Regions from separate parts of the Homo sapiens genome. Here region 1 is linked to region 2. Evidence: read pairs that join two places in POLR2A ChIA-PET (ENCODE). Cell type or tissue: GM12878. All regions are shown on one strand.

What was found. ChIA-PET counts read pairs that join two places held together with the same protein. Peaks named below come from ENCODE experiments on the same cell type or tissue, not always from the same donor. Only the 100,000 strongest peaks of a DNase experiment are listed, where the experiment ranks them.
Region 1: POLR2A ChIA-PET joins it to region 2 with 5 read pairs; 3 of 35 experiments call an interaction of 5 or more read pairs at or near these places.

Annotation. Positions count from the first base shown.
Region 1 is chr10:71,991,452-71,999,451 of GRCh38, forward strand. All of the region lies in intron 1 of CHST3 (carbohydrate sulfotransferase 3), which reads left to right. Among named protein-coding and RNA genes, the nearest start is that of CHST3, 31 kb to the left of the region's middle. RefSeq lists a silencer at 168-341 and an enhancer at 6,275-7,227. In GM12878, no CTCF peak of the experiment used is centred here; no DNase peak of the experiment used is centred here.
Region 2 is chr10:71,936,425-71,944,424 of GRCh38, forward strand. No RefSeq gene overlaps it. Among named protein-coding and RNA genes, the nearest start is that of CHST3, 24 kb to the right of the region's middle. RefSeq lists a silencer at 1,856-2,012. In GM12878, no CTCF peak of the experiment used is centred here; a DNase peak (open chromatin) is centred at 3,867; H3K27ac peaks cover 354 bases.

The sequences.
Region 1 (8,000 bases), 55 kb after region 2:
TGGCCTTCCCCAAATTTTCCCAAAACCCCAAAACCTTTTGTGGGGAAGCCCTAAGACATTCTATATTTTGGCTGTTACAGGCATACCTCAGAGGTATTGCAGGTTCAGTTCCAGACCACTGCAACAAAATTAATATCACAATAAAGCAAATCACACAAATTTTTTTGTTTCCCAGTGCATATAAAATTTACATTTACACGGCCGGGTGCAGTGGCTCGCACCTGTAATACCAGCACTTTGGGAGGCCAAGTCAGGCGGATCACCTGAGGTCAGGAGTTCGAGACCACCCTGGCCAACATGGTGAAACCCCGTCACTACTAAATATACAAAAAATTAGCCAGGCATGGTGGCAGGCACCTGTAATCCCAGCTACTCGGGAGGCTGAGGCAGGAGAATCGCTGGAACCCGGGCGGCAGAGGTTGCAGTGAGCCGAGATACATGCCATTGCACTCCAGCCTGGGCAACAAGAGCAAAACTCTGTCTGAAAAAAAAAAAGTTACTTTTATACTATACTGTAGTCTATTAAGTGTACAGTAGTATGTCTAAAAAAAGTACATAACTTAAAAATACTTTATTTGCTGAAAAAAATGCTAACAATCATCTGAGACTTTAGCAAGCGACTTGTAGTCTTTTTGCTGGAGAGGGTCTTGCCTCAATGTTGATGGCTGCTGACTAACTGCTGAAGAGTAGGGTGGCTATGGCAATTTCTTTCTTTCTTTTTATTTTTTTTGTTTTTGTTTTTTGTGTTTTGAGACAGGGTCTTGCTCTGTTGCCCAGGCTGGAGTGCAATGCCACAATCATGGCTTGCAGCAGCCCTGATCACCTTGGCAATGCCCCGACCTCAGCCTTCCGAGTAGTTGGAACCACAAGTGCATGTCACCACACCCAGCCTATGTTTTTATTATTTGCAGAGACACAGTCTCACTATGTTTCCCAGGCTGGTCTCGAACTCCTGGGCTCAAGGAGTTCCTGGGCCCGCTTGGGCCTCCCAAAGTGATGGGATTACAGGTGTGAGCCACTGCACCCAGCCACAATTTCTTAAAATAACACAACAATAAAGTTTGCTGCATCAATTGACTCTTCTTTTCATGACGGATTTCTCTGTAGCATGCAATGCTGTTTGATTCACAGTAGCACTTCTTTCAAAATTAGAGTCAATTCTTTCTAACTCTGCTGCTGCTTTATCAACTAAGTTTATGGAATATTCTTTTTTTTTTTTTTTTTTTGAGATGGAGTTTCACTTTTGTTGCCCAGGCTGGAGTGCAGTGGCACGATCTCGGCTCACTGCAACCTCCACCTCCCAGATTCAAGCAATTCTACTGCCTCAGCCTCCAGAGTAGGTGGGATTACAGGCGTCCGCCACCACGCTTGGCTAATTTTTTGTATTTTTAGTAGAGGCAGGGTTTCACCATGTTGGCCAGGCTGGTCTTGAACTCCTGATCTCAGGTGATCCACCTGCCCCGGCCCCCCAAAGTGTGGGGATTACAGGTGTGAGCCACCACTCCCAGACAATTTATAGAATATTCTAAATCAAGCTTGTCCAACCCGCAGGCCACGTGCAGCTCAGGACGGCTTTGAATGTGGCCCAACACAAATTTGTAAATTTTCTTAAAATATTATGAGATTTTCTTTGCGTTTTTTGTTTGTTTGTTTTCTCATCACATATCGTTAGTTGTTAGTGTATTTTATGTGTAGAACAAGGCAATTCTTCTTCCAGTGTGGCCCAGGAAAGCTAAAAGACTGGACACCCTGCTCCAAATCCTTTGTTGTCATTCACAGCATCTTCACCAGGAGTAGCTTCCATCTCAAAAACCACTTTCTTGACTCATACATAAGAAGCAACTCATTCATTCAAGTTTTATCATGAGATTGCAGCAATTCGCTCATATCTGCAGGCTTCATGTCTAATTCTAGTTTTCTCTTATTACTTCCACCACATCTGCAGTTCATTTCTCCACTGAAGTCTTAAACCCCTCAAAATCATCCACATGGATCCACTTCCTCCATCCACTTCTTAGCATCCACTTCTTCTAAATTAGCATCCACTTCTTCCACATTCCTATTCATGTTGATATTTTCACCTCCTCTCCTGAGTCACAAATGTTCTTACTGGCATCTACAATGGAAGGTTTTCAGTTTACTTTGCCCAGATCCAACAGAGGAATCACTGTCTATTGCAGCTATAGCCTTACAAAATGTATTTCTTAAATAATGTAACTTGAGGGTCAGATATGGTGGTTCACGTCTGTAATCTCAGCACTTTGGGAGGCCAAGGGAGGAGGATTGTTTGAGGCCAGGAGTTCAAGACCAGCCTGGGCAACATAGTGAGACATCTCTACAAATTAAAATTTAAAAATTAGCCAGGAGGCCGGGTGCAGTGGCTCACATCTGTAATCCCAACACTTTGGGAGGCTGAGGTGGGTGGATCACCTGAGGTCAGGAGTTCAAGACCAGCCTGGCCAACATGATGAAACCCTGTCTCTGCTAAAAATACAAAAATTAGCCAAGCGTGGTGGCGGGCACCTGTAATCCCAGCTACTTGGGAGGCTGAGGCAGGAGAATCGCTTGAACTCGGGAGGCGGAGGTTGCAGTGAGCCGAGATCACGCCACTATACTCCAGCCTGGGTGACAAAGCGAGACTCCATTCAAAAACAACAACGAAAATTAGCCAGGTGAAATACCATGCACCTGTAGTCCCAGCTACTTGGGAGGCTGAGACAGGAGGATCACTTGAGCCCAGGAGTTTGAGGCTACAGTAAGCCATAATCATGCTACTGCATTCCAGCCTGGGTGACAGAGTAAGAAAACCCTGTCTCAAAAAAAAAAAAAATTAATTAATTAAAAAACAGACTTGAAAGTCAAAATTACTCCTTGATCCATGGGCTGCAGAATTAATGTTGTGTTAACAGGCATGAAAACATTACTCTCCTCTTACCTGTCCATCAGAGCTCTTGGGAGACCAGGTGCATTGTCAATGAGCAGTAGTATTTTAAGCAGTAGGTGTCAACAGTGGGCTTAAAATATTGAATAAATCATACTGTAAACAGATATGCTGTCATCCAGGCCTGTTCCATTTACAAGCACAGGCAGAGTACATCTTGCTTAATTGTTAAGGTCCCTAGGAGTTTTAGAAGGGTCAACGAGCATTGGCTTCAGCTTAAAGTCACCAGCTACCTTAGCCCCTAACAAGAGAATCAGTCTGTCCTTTGAAGCTTTGAAGCCAAGCATTGACTTCTCCTCTCTAGCTATGGAAGTCCTAGATGGTATCTTCTTTCAATAGAAGGCTGTTTGGTCTACATCGAAAACCTGTTGATTATTGTAGCCACCTTCGTCAGTGATCTTAGCTAGATCCTTGGGATAACTTGCTGCCAATTCTCCATCAGCACTTCCTGCTTTACCTTGCACTTTTATGTTATGGAGATGTCTTCTTTCCTTAAACCTCATGAACCAACCAACGCTAGCAGCTTCCAAATTTTCTGCAGCTTCCTTGTCTCTCTCAGCTTTCCTAGAATTGAAGAGAGTTAGGGACATGCTCTGGTTTAGGTTTTGGCTTAAGGGAATGTTGTGGTTGGTTTGATTTTCTATCCAGACCACTCAAACTTTCTCCATATCAGCAACAAGTCTTTTTCACATTATTATAATTTGTGTGTTCACTAGAGTAGCCCTTTTCATTTCCTTCAAGAACTTTTCCAGCCGGGTGCGGTGACTCACGCCTGTAATCCCAGCACTTTGGGAGGCTGAGGTGGGCAGATCACTTAAGGTCAGGAGTTCGAGACCAGCCTGGCCAACCTGATGAAACCCCCTCTCTACTAAAAATACAAAAATTAGCCTGGTGTGGTGGCAGGCACCCGTAATCCCAGTTACTTGGGAGGTTGAGGCACAAGAATCACCTGAACCCAGGAGGTGGAGGTTGCAGTGAGCCGAGATCACGCCACTGCGCTCCAGCCTGGGCAGAGCGAGAGTCTGTCTCAAAAAAAAAAAAAAAAAAAGAATTTGTCTTTCGCACTCACAGCTTGGCTAACTGTTTGGTGCAAGAGGCCTCACTTTTAGCCTTTCTGGCTTTCAGCATTCCTGCCTCACTAAGCTCCATCATTTCTAGCTTTTGATTTTAAGCAACAAAAGCGTGACTCTTTCTTTCACTTGAACACTTAGAGGCCATGGCAGGGTTATTAATTGGCCTAATTTCAATATTGTTGCATTTCAAGGAACAAGGAGAGGCCTGGAGAGAGGGAAAGAGACCAGGGAATGGCTGGTTGGTGGGGCAGTCAGAACACAGACATTTATCGATTAAATCCATTGTCTTCTATGGGTGTGGTTTGTGGCACCCCAAAACACTTACAATAGTAACATCAACAATCACTGATCACAGATCACCATAACAGATATAATAATAATGAAAAAATCTGCACTATTGCGAAAATTACCAAAATGTGACACAGAGACACACAGAGAGCTCATGCTTTTGGAGAAATGGCACTGATAAGACTTGCTCAAGACAGGGTTGCCACAACCTTTGATTTGTAGAAAACACAGTATCTGTGAAGCATAATAAAGCAAAGCACAATAAAGTCTGTCCTGTTTGTATTCACAAAAACATATAAAGGCATGTGAGTAATAATATAAAATTAGCTGGGTCAAGATCGTTGCCAGCTGTGGTGTGGAATGGATTGGCAGCAGTTCTGTGCCATTTCCCAGGCTCTCTGTGCCTCCACCTCCTCCCTCATTCATGAAAGACAAGCCAAGCAAGGGACAAAGGTATACAATAGTTGCTGTAAATGTCCCTATTTCACCTATGAGAAAACTGTACTCAAAGAGGTTTAAATTCCTTGCCTAAGGTCATAGGACCTCAAAGACAATAAGCAAAAGCAAGGAAACTGAACGCACTCATAGCTACACAGAGATTCATTGCTAACTTTGTCAGACGTTGTGCCAAGACTCTCTCTCTTTCTCTCCCTCTCTCTGTCTCTCTACCAACCCCCCCCCAACGTATGTGTCTCTGCGTGTGTGTGTGTGTGTGTGTGTGCATATGCATGTATACACCCACTTTTTTTTTTATAAAATAGACTGCAACTGGAGATACTGGTGTGTCCTATTTTTTGGTGCAGCGTCATAACATAAGCATCTTTCTAGGCAATAAATTAACTTTATGCTGGCCTTCTTTTTTCAGTGGAGTATTAATTAAGCATCTTGTATGTGCCCAATATTCTGCTGGTTCTGGGGGAAGAAGGCCAGCCTACAGGAAACAACAGCTAACTCTTTAAGGCAGTGCATAAGTCCATTCATTTGCTTCACAAACATTCATTGAGCCCTGCCACGTGCCAGGCACTGTGGGTATCGTGGAGAACAAGACTACTGTCCGAGGCAAGAGCTGGGCTCCTCCTAGCTTCCTCTGTCCCCCTAACCTCCTCTCACCCACAGGCATTGCTGGGGGTATTTTCCTGGGTTGGTTGGTTTGTTTTGTTTTTTGTTTTGTTTTGTTTTGTTTTTTTGAGACAGGGTCTCACTATGTTGCTCAGGATGGTCTCAAACTCCTGGGCTCGAGCAATCTCCTGCCTCGGCCTCACCGTGCCTGGCCGTTGTTTATTTATTTATTGTGGTCAAATGTACATAGCATAAAATTGACCGTTTTAACTATTTTCAAGTGTACAGTTCAGTGGCACTAAGTACATTCACACTGTTGGGTAACCCTCCCCACTCTTCCACTGCAGAACCCCTTTCATCTTGCAGAACCGAAACTGTCCCCATTAAACATCAACCCCCCGGCCCTTCATCCCAGCCCCTGGCAGACACCCTTCTGTCTGCCTCTATGATTTTGGCGCTCTGGGTACCTCATAGATAAGTGAGATTGTATAGTATTTCTCCTTTGGTGACCAGCTTATCTCACCAAGCGTGATGTCCTCTGGGAGCATCCGTGTGGAAGAGGTGCTAGCATCATTTTGACTTCTCAAACATCTCGTGGGTGTCACCTCCCCCTCTACCTCTCTGCCACTGCCTCGCTCAGCCACCTGCTCTCTCCTGGACCCTTGCAGAAGGGACTGACTGGGCTCCTGGCCTCCAGTCCTGCCCTCTTCTAATGTATTTTTCATACCACTTCCAAAGTGATAATACATTCCTCTTTTGAAATTTTAGATTTGGTTACTAAAGCAATACAGGTGTATGGTTACCAAAAATTCAAACAGTGTAAAAGAGAATACCAGCCTGGGCAATGTAGAGAGACCCTGTCTCCATAAATTTTTTTTTTTTTTTTTTTGAGACGGAGTCTTGCAGTGGTGGGATCTCGGCGCACTGCAACCTCCACCTCCCGGGTCCTCATTCAAGCATTTCTCCTGCCTTAGCCTCCTGAGTAGCTGAGATTACAGGCATGCGCCACCATGCCCAGCTAATTTTTGTATTTTTAGTAGAGACGGGGTTTCACCATGTTGGCCAGGCTGGTCTTGAACTCCTGACCTCGTGATCCACCCACCTTAGCCTCCCAAAGTGCTGGGATTACAAGCATAAGCCACCACGCCCAGTCTCCATAAATGATTTAAGAAAAAATGTAGCCAGGCGTAGTGGCACGTGCCTGTGCTCCCAGCTCCTTGGGAAGCTGAGGTGGGAGGATTGCCTGAGTGTGGGATGTCGAGGCTGCAGTGAGCCAAGATCATGCCACTGTACCCCAGCCTGGGTGACAGAGTGCGACCCTGTCCCCCCCAAAAATAAATAAATCAAAGGGCATAAGGTGAAAAGAATCGTAACATTATGTTTTTGTAGCTCTGCCTCTGTGATGGTGCCCCCTGCATGGCTTGCTTTCACTGTGCCAATGCACCACAGTTACCCAGCCTGCCGGCTCTGATAAGATGCTCGCCATGCTTCTCCCATGCTGGACTTGGGCCACGTCCTTGGGCATGAATCTTGGTCTATGTCCAGGTCGGTTCTGAATGAGCCAGCAGACTCCTCCCGGGGCTGCCCGGCTACATGGTTGAGGGCATCCTGGACACCAGCTTCAGCCACAGCTCCTGACCAGGCAGGTGCAGTGAAGCCGGGAGGTGTAGGTCAGTTCCTACCTCTCCAACCTGAGGTCCTGCACTTCCTGCAGCTGTTGGAAGGGATCGTATCCAATGGGAGCAAGAAAGTGTGCTCCCCCACAGCCCCACTCAGGCATAAAGGGCCGAGGGGCAGCCAGGCCTGTCCTGGCTAGGGCTGGCTCAGAGTCTGTGGCAGCCCCACCCCTGCCAGGCTGGCCCTTAGCCCCAAGATCCACCTATGGCACTCGCCCCTTTACAGCTACGTGGACATCCACTGACACTCAGGTGACACACCTTTGCCTGCTTCTACTCAGTCTTGGCAGCAGTTGGACAAAAGGAAATCAAAGATCGGTTCTTTCTTGGGAGAGGAAGAGCAAGCTGGAGCCCTGGGGTGCTCAGATGCTCTTGGGAGTAACATAGCCCCATAGCCCCGGGGCTATACTGGGTGCAGGGGGGTGGAGGTGGTGGGGGAGCTGCAGCCAGGCATTCATTCACTTCCCGTTCTTTCATTCCTGCTCTTCTTTTGCTCACTGACTCATTCAGCAGCCTCTGGGCTGGGCGTTTACTCTCCTGTCAGGCAACACACTCCTGATTGGGTGGCCTTGGCCTTCCCAAGCTGTCTCTGGCTGTCCCCAAGTGAAACGGAATCTGGGCTGGACAGGCCACCGGATGGACAAGCTCTTCTCATCTAAAACCAAGGCAGTTGACATTGTGGGCTAAATGATAAGAACAAAATTAAAAAATAAAAACCAGGCAGGCTGGCATAGGAGCTCCATTTCCCTGCCCTACTGTGCCAGTGGCCTGGGGGCTCCCCTGCCGCCTCTCTCCACTCTGCAGATTCTGAGAAAACTCACAAAAGAGCCCACTCCAAGGTGTTTGGCAACAAGGTGGGGGCAGCCTCCCAGCACCCAGCACACATGGAGCTTTCCCGCAGTGGGTTTCAGCGCTCCCACTCTGCCTCGGAGCTACTCTGTCACCAGCTCTTGCCCTCCCTTG
Region 2 (8,000 bases):
CTTGGCCTAATCACCTCCCAAAGGCCAGACCTCTTCATATCATTCCTTTGTTTTGGGTTTTTGTTTTTTTTTTTTTTTTGGTTTGTTTGTTTGTTTGAGACAGAGTCTTGCTCTGTGGCCCAGGCTGGAGTGCAATGGTGCCATCTCGGCTCTCTGCAAACTCCACCCCCCAGGTTCAAGCCATTCTCATGCCTCAGCCTCCTGAGTAGCTGAAACTACAGGAGCACCACCACGCCCAGCTAATTTTTGTATTTTTAGTAGAGACAGGATTTCACCATATTGGCCAGGCTGGTCTTGAACTCCTGACCTCAAACCATCCACCACCTTGGCCTCCCAAAGTGCTGGATTACAGATGTGAGCCACCGCGTCTGGCCCATATCATTATTTTGGGGGTTAAATTCCAACATAAATTTTGGAGACACACATATATTCAAAACCATAGCAGTAGGCCTTTTCTCCAAATATAGTCTCTCTGGGAGTTAAGGCTTCAACATATGAATTGGAGGTGGGGGGCACAATTGAGTCCATCACAGGGGGAATATGGAGAAAGGCAAAAACTACATTCTGCTATCTTTCATCTTCCCAGAATAAGATAGGCTCTGGAGACAGCCCACACAGGTCAGCTACCCAGGACGTGGAGCAAAGTGGAGCAATTACGGTGCTATGGTTGAATGTTTGTCCTCTCCAAAACTCATGTTTAAATTTAATCCCCAAAGTGACAGTACTGAGAGGCCTTTAAGAGGTGATTGGGTCATGAGGTCTCCGCCCATTAATGGATTAATGGATGAATGGACTAATGAGTTATCATGGATGTGGGATGGTGGCTTTATAAGAAGAAAAGAGATCTGAGCCAGCACACTCAGCCTCTTTGCTGTGTGATGCCCTGCACCACCTCAAGACTGAAGGGAGTCTCTGCTAGCAAAAAGGCCCTCACCAAATGCAGCCCCTCACCTTGGACTTCTCAGCCTCCATAACCGTAAAAAATAAATTTCTTTTCTTTACGAATTATCCAGTTTCAGGTATTATGCTACGAGCAACAGAAATGGAGTAGGACATGAGAAGAGATCAGGGGGATAAAGGAAGACGTCCAGAGCATTAGAAAGCCCCCCGTGGCTGGGTCCTGCCAACCTCTGCCTCTCTTCTCCTCATGCCTACTCCCTCCCCCTGCATGTTCCAGTGACAGAAAACTGCTTCTCATTTTCCCTGCACATACCACCCTGCTCCTGGCCTCCTGCCTTGGCTCACACAGTCTTCAAGGCCTGTAATGCCCTTCCTCCCTCCCCTACCCACTTCTCTCCATTTCAACTAAGAGCTTGTCCTTATTTTACCCTTTTGCACTTATACCTTAGGCATCTCCTTCTCTAGAAAGTCTTTCTAGATGTCCAGATGGCTGCAGGGACTTGCCTGCATGCACATGTATATATATGCATTCATGTGCACACACACACTCCCATGCCACCCACCTATGCCTCCTCATTGCACTTGCCTTATTGCATTGTAATTGTTGCTTTATGAATCCCCCCACTAGACTGTAAGCTCTCTGAGTACAAGCAAAGCTTGTGCCTCATCACTTGGAGCAGACTGGATCATTGCTCTCAATTTTTCACTCCCTTCCTGACTTATCATCATTAATTATCCAGCTATGCCATATCATGGCTTCACAGTGGGCAGAATACACATCTCTGCCTCAGTGACTTTAGATTTGGGTATGGGATTTGCTTTGGCCAATGATATAAGCAGAAGTCTTCATTGTGCCAGTGTGGTTTGGCCCATCTCCTGTATTCATACTCCTGTGATCTCTCTTGAGAAGAACATATCCCAGGGTAGCCACTGGGCCAAGTAGAGTGTGGAGATATGAGTAGACTTGAACTCAACCTAAAGCCTGGTCCTAGCGCCAGCCAACTCCTGGTCTGCAACAGAAGCCTGCAGACCCACTGACCTGTGAATGAGGAAAATAAATATTTGGTGTTGTAAACCACCAAGATTTGGAGGATGTTTGTTACATGGCATCATGGCAGCAATAGCTGACTAAGACATCATTCATCCTTGTGTTCCCAAGCAGAGTCCTGGCCCAAAAGATATTCACTGAAATAAAGAAGCAAATATGTTCATTAATCCAAAACATGTAGCATGAGTGTGCTCACAGGTCCTCTGCTACCTCTTCTTTTCAAGCAGATAGTAATGGCTTTTTTCACAGAGTTGATGTGAAAGAGCTCCTGGCACTTTGTGCTAAGTCAGTGACATTTTCCTTCCTCTCCACCCCTTGATTTCTTTAAATGAGCTCCTAGGCTAAAGATATTAGAGGCAAAGGAAGTACTCTAGGCTACTGAACCTCTGAACCCTCTGACCTCTGTCTGGGGGGAGCCTCTTTGTGTTCTTCCTCTCCCTCCTCCTCTTTTGCCCCTAGGATTCCTCCCTGAGTCACTGCCTAACTGGCTTTTCCTGGCCTAGAAAAGAGGATTTGCCCTAGATCCTGATATGGCTCAGCAACTTCCTGCCTTAAGAGGATGGGCAGCTTACATTTCTCCCTCTTGCAAGCTAGCCGATACAAGAAGTCTGTCTCCTCTGAAACCACCATGTTGTGAGGAAACCCAAGGTAGTCACATAGCTTGAGCCATAGAGGCCATATTAAGAAACAACAAGGTGCTATACATGTGAGTGAAGCTTTCTTGGACTTTCTAGCCCAGCCCAGCCCAGCTGACCGAAGCAGAGTGCATGATCTCAGTTAATGCCATACAGAGCAAAGGAATCTTCCAGCTGAATCCAGTTAATCCACAAAATTGTGAGAAATAATACATTTCTGTTGTTTTAAGGCATTAAGTTTTGAGGTAGTTATGCAACAGATAAATTAATATATGGATAAAACTTTATAATTATTTGTTATATATATAATATTACTTATTATTTCTGAACCATCTGAGAGGAAATGGCAAAAATCATAACCCTAAATTAAAGGAGACCATCTCTCATATTGTTTTCTGCCTAATTTCTGCCTCAAAGGAAAGAGAAAGTAGGAGTTAAAGAAAAGGCAGAAGTGAAATTCAATAGTCAGACAGCCTGGCGCCACACCCCAGGCCTGGTGGTTAAAGATCGACCCCTGACCTAATCACTTATGTTACCTATAGATTCCAGACATTGTATGAGGGAGCATTGTTTAACTCCCTGTTCAGTTCTGTTCTGTTATGATCACTGGTGCATGCAGCCCCAGTCACATAGCCCCCGCTTGCACAATGTATCACGACCCTTTCACTTGGACCCCTTAGTTAGTTGTAAGCCCTTAAAAGGGACAGGAATCTTGACATCGAGGAGGTCGGATCTTGAGATGCGAGTCTACCAATGCTCCTAGTTGATTAAAGCCTATTCCTTGCTAAAACGGGTGTCTGAGAGGTCTTGTCTAAGACAGGTCCTGCTACATTTCTTGGTTCCCTGACCAAGAAGCCAGGTGATTAGTGGACGGTTGAGGCAGCCCCTTAGGCGGCTTAGGCCTGCCCTGTGGAGCATCCCTGCGGGGGACTCTGGCAGGCTTTAGTGACGCGAAAAGAGCGCTCCCGGGTAGGGAATTGCCCGGGTGGAATGCCTCTCCAGAGCAGGGCATGGTAGGGCCCCGCGGAGGATTAACGCAGCGGATGAACACCGGCAAGGAATCGGCGCTTGGAGTCGCTTGGTGTCCGGACATCTGGAATATGGTAAGAAGCGGTCTTGGAACTTGCCCACTCCATTTGAGTGGAAGCCTGGCCTGATCACCCACAACGTGCTTTTATCGGTACCTTGGTTTTGGTTTTGATTTTGACTAGATTCGCACTGTTTTGGTTTAGATTTCAGTATTGACCTTCGGATTTGAACTGTTTTGGCTTTGATTTCGGTTCTGACTTGGCTCAAATTGCTTAATGAATGAGTAACTCCTTATCCGTACTTTGGTTTTAGTGTGAATTGCTTGGTTAGCGGGTGACTTTTTGCCCCCTCTCCCCTTCCCTCTTTGTGGTAAGAGTGTTGTTTTGTCTCCTGAGAGAGGAAAATGAGTAAAACACAAAGTAAGCCTACCCCGTTAGGAACTATGTTAAAGAATTTCAAGAAAGGATTCAATGGGGCCTATGGAATCGCTATGACACCTGAAAAGCTTAAAGCTTTGGTGAGATAGATTGGCCGGCATTAGAGGTGGGATGGCCATCAGAAGGAAGCCTAGACAGGTCCCTAGTTTCAAAGGTATGGCACAAAGTAACTGGTAAATCAGGACACCCAGATCAGTTTCCATACATAGATACTTGGTTGCAGCTGGTTTTAGACCCCTCACAGTGGTTAAGAGGACAGGCAGCAGTAGTAGTACTAGTGGCAAAGGGACAGACAGCCAAGGAAGAAAGAGTAGCTCCACTCCCGTCGGTCCTTTCCCTTGGGGAAGAGGAAGGAGAGAGGAGAACAGCAGAATACGCGGCTCACAGAGGCAAGGAAAGACCAGCAGAGAGAAAAAGAGAGAGAGGAGAAAGAGAGAGAGGAAAGAGAGAGAGAATACAAGAGGCAAAGAGAGAAAGAAAGACAGAGGAAGAGACAGAGAGACAAAGAGGAGTCAAAGAGAGAGAGAGGCAGAGAGAGGAAGAGACAGAGATAAAAAGAAAGTCAAAGAGAAAAAAAGAAAGTCAAAGAGAGAAAAAGAGAGATATACAAGTAGTTAAGAAAAAAACAGTGTGTCCTAGTCCTTTAAAAGCCAAGCTAAATTTGGAACCTATAATTGATAATTAAAGGTCTTCTCCGTGACCATGTAACACTCCAATACCACTTTGTTGTCAGCGTAAACAAGGGCATAGCCCAAAAGCACTGAGGCCACTGGCAATCCGTAGCCTCCCTATCAAAATTTCTTAGCCCAGTAATCCACAGATGGCCCATATACATTCAATCTGCAGCGGCAACGGCTTTGCTAACAGAAGCAAGTAGAAAAATAACTTTTAGAGGAAACCTCGTTGTGAGCACACTTCACCAGTTCAGAACTATCCTAAATTAAAAAAAAAAAAAAAGCAAAAACGTAACTTCCTGACTCAAAAATCTTAAAGTATGAGGCTATTCTGTTAGAAAAAGATGATTTAATATTAACCAATAAAAATTCCCTTAACCCAGCAGGTTTCCTAACAAGGGATTTAAATCTTAATTACCTTACAAAGGTCCGACCAGACCTAGGAGGAACCCCCTTCAAGACTGGACGATAGATGGTTCCTCCCGGGAAATTAGGGGAAAAAAAAAAAAGAGAGAGAAAAAGCGGGGGGGGGGGAGAGGGGGGCAGGGGGGAGTTTATGTAAAAAGAATGTTATATGGTAAATTCTTGTCCTAAAATAAATTAACTGGTTGTTTAAAGAAAAGGATGTTTGCAATAAGTCAGAAAATTGAGACATGTCGAAGAATTGTCTGTAAAAGTCGTGAAAGAAGAAAAAAATGTGTGTTATAAAAAAGGAATTTACGCAAGAAATGTTGTATAATTTAAAAGTAATTAGGCCTCCTGAATGTAAAACTATTGAAGAAACAGTTTATATGCAAGGTGTATGAGGAAAGTAAAATATACTTTTAGTAAAAGGATTATAAGGAGGCATAAAAATGTGGATTTTTATCTACATTAAAAAGTTAAAAAATTGTTTTTGTTTTGAAGGTTTAAGCAAGTTTTAAAACGTTAATTGTAAAAGAAATTCTGTGTATAAACATATTGGCTAAAGTTAAAGAGGTATCATCCAGTTTTTCTGTGAACTGGACATTAAAGTAAAAACACAACGGGTTTTTCTTAAAGCACTAACCTGCTCTTTAACAAAAATTATAATAGGTTAAAAAGAGTCTATAAAAATCTTACCTTATGGTCAGACATCAAAAATTGAATAAATATGTCTACAAAGTTTTATTAAAACTAAGTTTGACATTAATAACACACTAATATAAAGGTGAACTTTAGCTTATCTGGTATAAAAATCATACAGGAAGCATCGTCAGATATAAAATGGTATATGGCTTTCTTTGGCCTAAAAACTAATAAATATAGGTGCTAAAGGAAATTTCTCAGTAAAAAGGCACCAAGGACTATAAAATCTGCTGCTGATGACCCCACATTTAAAACAAAAGGTCAATTTCTTAGAAATTATATACTTGGTTTATCTTCCACTTTCCTTTCCCTCAAAACTAAAAGTCTTTTAGCACATGTACCACCCCTAGAATTTCCTGTAAACCAGCACCAGCCTGAAGATTACGTTCTCATCAAAGGGTGGAAAGAAGGAAAACTCCAGCCAGCCTGGGAAGGACCCTACTTTGTGCTGCTAACCACCGAGACTGCTGCTCGTACAGCAAAAAAGGATGGACTCATCACACCCGAGTCAAGAAAGCGCCACCCGGTCCGGAGTTGTGGGCCATAGTCCCAGGGGAAAACCCTACCAAACTAAAGCTAAGAAAAATTTAACTCTTTCATCTATTCTATTACTCTTTCTTCTTTCCTAGTTCTATTGCTGACCATCTAGTTATTAACATAACCAAGTCAATTTCGCCTCAAACTATTGCATTTAATGCTTGCCTTGTTATACCCTGTGGGGACTTGCCAAGTCTCAAAGACAGCTCTCTACTTCAGAAAAGTACCTCTGTCCCTCCTGACTGTCCTCAGACTGGGCATTAGTAAATTGGGATCATTTAATCCGGGGAGATTTTGATAGACCCCAGTGTCAACCTGGAGTATTGCCCCCTGATGTAGAGCTTTTATGCCATAGTTGGTCCAATGTTCTGTGGATCACTAAAGAGCAAGGATGACTGCCCCAACTGGTTTTTGTAATTTCCTAAAACCATACATTCATTTTACTAGAGTATCATAGAAGTTAAAGACTTAAAACAAACTTTGGCAATTAAGGCAGGATACCAAGATGCAAATGCCTGGTTGGAAAGGATCAAATATTCCGTCCGCACGTTAAACAAAAGCAATTGTTATGTTTGTGCACGTGGCAGGCCAGAGGCCCAGATTGTCCCCTTTCCACTAAGGTGGTCCTCCAGTTGACCAGGCGTGGGCTGCATGGTAGCTCTTTTCCAGGATTCCACAGCCTGAAGTAAAGGTCATGCCAAGTTCTCTCTCTGCTATATCCCGAAGTTCAGTACCCTGAGGGTCAGCCCCCAAGGGCCATCCAGCTTCCGTCTCCCAACACTAAGTTCACTTTGTGTCTCTCACAACAGGGAGGAAACTTAGTTTTCCTTGGAGACCTGAAGGGATGTAGTGAGTTTAAGAACTTTCAAGAGCTTACCAACAAGTCAGCCCTTGTTCATCTCCAAGCGGATGTGTGGTGGTATTGTGGTGGACCTTTACTGGACACTCTGCCAAATAACTGGAGTGGCATTTTTGCTTTACACCAATTGGCTATCCCTTTCACCCTGGCATTTCATCAGCCGGAGGGAAGGCAGGTGATAGAAAAAGGATGGATCTGGTTATTGGACAGAAGAATAGCCATGTCACAACTGCTAGGAGCCGCAGTTGTACTGGCTGTGCATGAGTCCACCCACCTGGGCCAAGAGTCACTTAAAAAGTTGTACTTCTACATCTTACATCTGTCAGCCCTTGGCAAAACAGTGGTGCCACAGTGTGTCACCTGCCGGCAGCACAATGCTAGGCAAGGTCCAACCATCCCGCCTGGCATACAGGCTTATGGAGCAGCCCCCTTTGAAGATTCCCAGGTAGACTTCACCGAGACCCCCAAATGTGGAGATCTCATCCCTAGGTTTGGACTGCCCTTGCAAATCGGCTCGGACAACGGGTTAGCATTTGTGGATGACTTGGTACAGAAGACAGCAAAGGCGATTGGGTATGGATCAAGGATTGGAACGTAGCCCCCTTGGAGCCACAGTGGAAAGGACCCCAGACCGCCATCTTGACCACTCCCACAGCTGTGAAAGTAGAAGGAATCCCAGCCTGGATCCACCACAGCCGCCTGAAACCCGCAGCACCTGAGACCTGGGAGGCGAGACCAAGCACAGACAATCCCTGCAAAGTGACTCTGAGGAAG